Regions from separate parts of the Homo sapiens genome. Here region 2 is linked to region 1. A link is a loop called in an ENCODE intact Hi-C map of the cell type or tissue named here. Cell type or tissue: ascending aorta. All regions are shown on one strand. Links, peaks and the distances in the headings refer to the core of each region. The heading gives the core; the rest is flanking DNA.

What was found. A loop is a pair of places that touch in the nucleus more often than their neighbours do. Peaks named below come from ENCODE experiments on the same cell type or tissue, not always from the same donor. Only the 100,000 strongest peaks of a DNase experiment are listed, where the experiment ranks them.
Region 2: a loop joins it to region 1, with 2.4 times the contacts of the local background. A loop is called at or near these places in 2 of 110 quality-filtered maps.

The regions. Positions count from the first base shown.
Region 1 is chr18:48,874,001-48,876,896 of GRCh38, forward strand. No RefSeq gene overlaps it. Among named protein-coding and RNA genes, the nearest start is that of CTIF-AS1, 34 kb to the left of the region's middle. In ascending aorta, for the core only: CTCF peaks have their summits at 1,102 and 2,350; no DNase peak of the experiment used is centred there; H3K27ac peaks cover 1,511 bases.
Region 2 is chr18:48,989,494-48,992,389 of GRCh38, forward strand. No RefSeq gene overlaps it. Among named protein-coding and RNA genes, the nearest start is that of DYM-AS1, 33 kb to the right of the region's middle. RefSeq lists an enhancer at 1,436-2,065 and a silencer at 1,581-1,729. In ascending aorta, for the core only: no CTCF peak of the experiment used is centred there; a DNase peak (open chromatin) is centred at 1,378; H3K27ac peaks cover 2,500 bases.

The DNA of each region.
Region 1 (2,896 bases), core at 95-2,594:
TGTGATCCGCCTGCCTCGGCCTCCCAAAGTGCTGGGATTATAGGTGTGAGCCACCGCGCCTGGCCTTCTCTGTAATTCTTGAGTTGTCTTTGTTAATTAGCAGGAGAGGGAGGCAGGAACGGAGGGAGGAGAGACAGATTTTAACAGCTGTTCTGCGTGAGCCCATTTTGGCCCCCAGATTCCCTCCATCCCCTAGTCTGTTCTCCTTTATGGAGTTCACTCCCCTCTAATCCCGTTTCTACCTAGGCTAACCCACCCAGGAGAGCTTTGAAATTTCAGTGGAGTCAACCACAATTCTACAGCCTTTGAGGAAAAGGCCTAATAATGACGATAGCCTACAGATGCAAAGCTCCTCCTGGGAGCACAAGGTCTTGCACCTCTTCGTGTCCCTTGAGGTCCCATTCACAGGGACCGGCTGCAGGCCCAGGAGTGATTTGCCCGAGGGACTGGGCTGGGAGTCAAACCAACATGTGTGGACTCCAGAACTTTTGACTCTTCAGCTAGCTTTGTCTTTGGCACCTTCCATCTGTGTCCTGGGCCACATCTTCCTGGCTTCAGTTGTTTCTTTCTCTATCTGGCACTCAGGGCTCCCAAGCTGAAGGTCCTGATGCTTCAGCATGAGCCAAAGCATTCCCACCTGAGAGAGACCAGGAAGGAAGGACAAAACGAGGACCCATGGAGGACACCAGGCAGTGTGGCCCCTGCACCCACCCCACTAGCTGGACAGGCTACTCAGCATTGGTGACCCCTGCCTGCCTCCAGGTCCCTTTCCATTCTTGGTGACCCCAGGCAGAGCCCCCAAAGCCAGTATGCTCGCCAAAGCCCCATGCAGTTGGCTAGAGCCCAAGCCCTCCTTTTCTGCAGCGACTCCACCGGGCTGGGCTGGGGCTCGAGCTTGGCCACTTTCCTGGGCCGCTGCTGTATCGATTATTTTGGCTCCCTTTTTGCTGGGGATATCAATTTAGTGGGTTCCCAGGATGGCTGTGTTTTAACCTCTCACCCTGGTCTAGACTCTGTCGGCTCCCGCTGTCCCTGGGCCAGGAGGAGATGGAGGGCCCCGGGTCTCTCGGGCAAGCTCTGGAGCCGGAGGATTTCCAGGAACAGAGGCTGGGATCGCCTGGCGGCTCCACAGCCCCGCCAACCTGCCTCCCTTCAAACCGGCCGGTGAATTATTAAAGATGCAATTTCCTTTCATCTTTCCAGTAAAATCGCTCCCTGTGCCATGATCCACTGCTTTCCTGTCACTGGCCAGGCAGGGGCCTTGGCAGGACCCTCATCCACTCTATTCCCTCCCGGTGCCTGAGCCCTCCTAGGAGTCTGGACAGGACTGGCCCCTTCCTAAAAGGGTCCAGGAGTCTTAAGGTATCTGGGTGGGGCAGAGGAGACTTGGAATTGTAGAATATCGGAGCCCACCATTTCACAGCTGAAGGAAGACGAGCCCAGAGTGGGCGAACAACCAGCCCAGAGTAGCACAGCAAGCAGTTGGCAGAGCTGGACTGGAACTCAGGCCCAGTCTCCCGGGGTGGGGATACCCCTACTCCTGCACCGGAGCAACCCTGGGACTCCCAGCGCTGTCCCCTATGATGGCCCCCGAGACCCAGGCACCGGGGCGAGGACGTTGGGTCAATCTGCTGCTGGATCGATCAGTTTTCGGGGTGATTTACAGTCTTTGCCCGTTATTTACCATCTAGTCTCCATCTCTGCAGCAGCGAGTTAGCCGAATGTAAAATCACAGTGATTACTGCCCTCTTGTCAGTATTCATTGTTTCAGGTTTATCAGTTACTACTGGTGATCATCACAGAGAGGCTAGCGAGAGGGAGCCCAGTGTCATCCTGGCCAAATCGCTGGTCATGGTGCCTGAAGTTCTCCCTCTCAAAGCCTTGCTCCAAACCGGCCTTCTCCAGAAACCCCTTCCTTGAGTGGCCCCTAGAAGAGTTCAGATGCTCCACTTCCTCTTTTGCTCATCCAAGCTCCGCTGTGGCAGGGGCATTTGGAAAGCATCTGGGGTCTTCTGCAGATGTTTTGGCAGCCTTGGAGACATCGTGCCCTGTGCCCAGCCCTGGCCAGCTGCTCTGGAGGCACCACATGACCACGGTGTCTCGGTCCAGGGCTCGAGGTCTGCCCAGGGTTCCCAGCCAGAGGGAACCCAGAGGGATCCTCAGACTGCAGCTCCTTCCCAGGTTGGCTGCAGCCCCCAGGCCAGGCTGCAGGGGAAGAGCCGGCCATCAGTGCTTTTCTCCATAACAGGACAGAAAGCCGCTGCGGAGCAAAGGTGCCTCCAGGGACAGACAGGGAAAAGCTTGCGGGAGACAGCCACCCTCACTGGCCCCTCCTGTGGCGGGAACAAGCTCCACAGGCCTGCTAAGATCACCAGACCCTGACTCGAGCTGTGAGCCAGTTCATTGCCTACTGCCCACAGCTCACCGCAGCCAAGCCCAGCCTGGCCGTGACCCCTAACGCTACCCACACCAGCTTCACATCCTGACGTTTTCTGACCCCTCTCCCAAAAACCTCCTTGCTTCCCTCTGGCCTCTGAAACAGAGAACCTCCTTGCTTCTCTCTGGCCTCTGAAACAGGGTACCTCCTTGCTTCCCTCTGGCCTCTGAAACAGGAGACCTCCTTGCTTCCCTCTGGCCTCTGACACCCCCCTGTGCTTGGGTCCTTCCACCCGAGTGAGGGGCAGTACGGTATTGTGGTCAGTAGGCCAGGCTCCAAAGCCACACACCTGGCCTCCACCCCTCCCAGGCCATGTGGTGTGACTGCAGACAAGTCATTTAACCTCCCTGTGCCTCTATTTTCTCATCTGTAAAATGGGGGTGATGGCAAGAAAAGTAGTAGCCACTTCAGAGGGTCGTTGTAAATATTAAATGAGCTACTTCTGTAAACAGTTATAGA
Region 2 (2,896 bases), core at 246-2,745, 120 kb after region 1:
CTTCAGCCTGGGTGACAGGTGAGCCCCTGTCTCAAAAAAAAAAAGACCTCCAGCTAGGAACCTGGGCTTTTCCAAACTGGAGACAGGACGCACTCAGGGGAAGGAATTAGCCCACCACCCAACGGTGCACCTCTGACCCTGCTTTGGCAGAAAACTCAGACTGTGGGGCTATAGGGGAGGCCTTATTGGAACTGGCTGCCAGGCCTGGGTTAGCTTTCAGCTGGCAGGGAGAGGGACAGCTGAACAGAGGAGCCGAGGTGAGGTTGCATGGGCGCTTCTTCTGTACAGCAAAGAGAATCCCCTGGCAGGTCAGGCAGACCAAGATGTGAGACCTCTTTGGCCGTGCGCTGTGGCATCAACCCAGAGATTTGTTCTATGGACAAAACCCCTCCACGAAACCTGGCTGTTTGTTCTCTGTTTCTTTGTTCTGAACTGGAAGAACTATCTGCGTGGTGGGAAGAGGAGAGCCTTATCGCTGGGGTTTATTGTGGGGCTATTAATAATGAGCGCGCCCCCTGCTCCAGGGTGGGGGAGATAGGCTGGGGTGTCCAGCCCAGTCCGTGGAGCCCCTTCCTCCTGGCCCTGCCAAATTCCTCAGAGCCCAGTGGATAAGATTGGCGGTTTCTACTTCCCAAAGGTCCTGGCCTGGAATTCTTATCCAACTCCAGGCTCGTTTAACTTGGATGAGGGAGGAGGTGGCTGGCGAGGGCTGGGAGCTTAAGACCCCAGTGAGGGGCTGGGGCCAGAGAGAAGCCACATTTCTCCCAGTGACTTGATTCCTGAATTCTTGACACTGCTGTGCAGAGCCTCCTGCCCCCATCCTTCCTACCAGGCCCTGATTTCTCTCCATTTCCACAACCCTAAAGACAACTCTAAAAGCGAATGCCTGGGTGCCCTCTCATACAGCAATGGGCAGGAAGGAGGGAGGGGTAGGGAGGGAGAAAACCCAGCCTGGACACAGCCTGAGAGACCCTCCACTGTCCTGGGCCCCTCCCTGTCCCTGCTCCATCCAGCCCCACAGCTGGAGAGAGAGAGTGAGCTTCCCTCCTGCACAGTGAGGCTCGGCCTCGTGACTGGGAGCCTCCCCGCCTGTCCACATATGTGTTCAGCTGGTCTCCTACTCACCCTCCTGCACCCTCTGCCTGCCACACTGCTCACCCAGACCCTACCTGTCCCCATCCCAGGTCCAGTCTGAGCCACGAGGCTTAGCAGAGACACTGCTGCCTTGAGGCTTTTGGGGTTTTTGTGTGTGTGCGAGAAGGGGTGTCCACACCCATGCTGTGGGCTCCCTGGTAGCAAAGGGCTGCACACCCACACTCTCCCCTCAGTGAGCTTCCAAGAGGGGGCAGGGCACACAGGCCATGCTCGGTATGTGTCACCATTAGTGAGTCATGGCAGTGTTTGGAAAGTCCACAGGAGCAGGCCTCTGGAGTCCGGGATTCTAGAACTGACCAGACCACCAGGTGCTGCGCGACCCTGTGAAGGTCGCCTCACCTCTGGTCTGTGGCATCCTCAGTCCTACCCCAGGAGGAGATTAGGTCAGTCTGTCCCTGCAGAACCTGTTATGAAGGAGGCCAGGGAGAGCTCGGCATGTCACATCAGGGTCACGCCACTCCGGGAGTTCATCCCAGGAATGATGGGAGGGGTGCTGGGGCCACCCTGCCCTGAGGCTGGATGGGATTCTGACCTGGTCTCCAGACAGGACCTCTTCATTCCTAATTCCCAGAAGCAGAACTCTCGCCTGGCCTCCAAGAGCTCTCCTCCAGGAAGGAGGGACCACACTGACTCGGGCCCTCCCCCAATTCCTCCTGAGCCCCAACCCTGCCAAGCCTGGGACCCTCCCCAGCTCAGAGCAAAAGTCTGGGCTCTGAGGTCAGTGACCCTGGTGGGCTGCCCTCTCTCCATGCTCTGGGTCCAAGGACAGATGTAGGTTGAGGGGCCTCAGGCAGTCCTCCACCTCCCTGACACTGGAGAGGGGCCTCAGTTTGGGGCGTGGGCTGGCACTGGGCTGTGAGCTTCACCAATGCAGAGAGTCCGGGGATGACCACTCAGGAGCCTGCCCGGGGCAGTTTCCCAGAAACGGTGGGGTAGGGTGGCAGGGGAGGGAGGAGCTCCAGAGGATCTTGCTGGGTTAAGACGGGGGCTAAAGGTGGGGTGGGGATGACCCTTCCTGGAGGAAAACAACACCAGGGCCTCGAGGACCGGAGGGAGAAGGAAGGAGCCCCTTGGAAGGGAGGCTGACCTTGCTGTGCAGCCGGCCCTGCCCATCTGAGTTCAGCCTCTTCCTGGGTTCTGTTGCTTCAGTGCTGCTGCTTTGCTCCGATCTAAAGCGCTCACAGAGCCCTACACCTGGGTTTTCTCTCCCTAGACTGGCGGTTTTCAGCCCTGGAGGGGTTGAATCACCTGGGGAGCTTTCACAAACACTGGGGCCGAGACTCGCAGCAGAGGCTCGGATTTAATTGGTCTGGGGTGTAGGCTGCTCAGGACTCTGCCTCAGGGCCTAACCTGTCTCCAGGGAAGGCACCTTCTCCAACGCCTTTTCCCCACACTGCTAACACCCAGCTCACCCAGGAAGATGACTGTCACAGCTGGTCTGTCCTGCAGGCGAGGGCCAGCCGCCTTACCCGGGCACCTCATGCTGGCCACCCAGTGCAGACCCACAGTAAGGTGGCAGCTTCTGCTCCGGCAGGAATAGAGGCTCACCTCATACCTGCCCCACAGCCTCAAGCTCGGGTCAGACATGGAGGAGGGCATGGGTCTGGCTCCTCCCCTCTCCTTGTCCAGCACTGGCCGGATGGTGTCCCCCGCCTGGCACTATCGCGGCAACCATGTTCCTGGCAGGAGGAAGTGTGGCAATTGCTGGAAGGGCCAGTCTGCAGGCCAGGCCAGCTGGGGT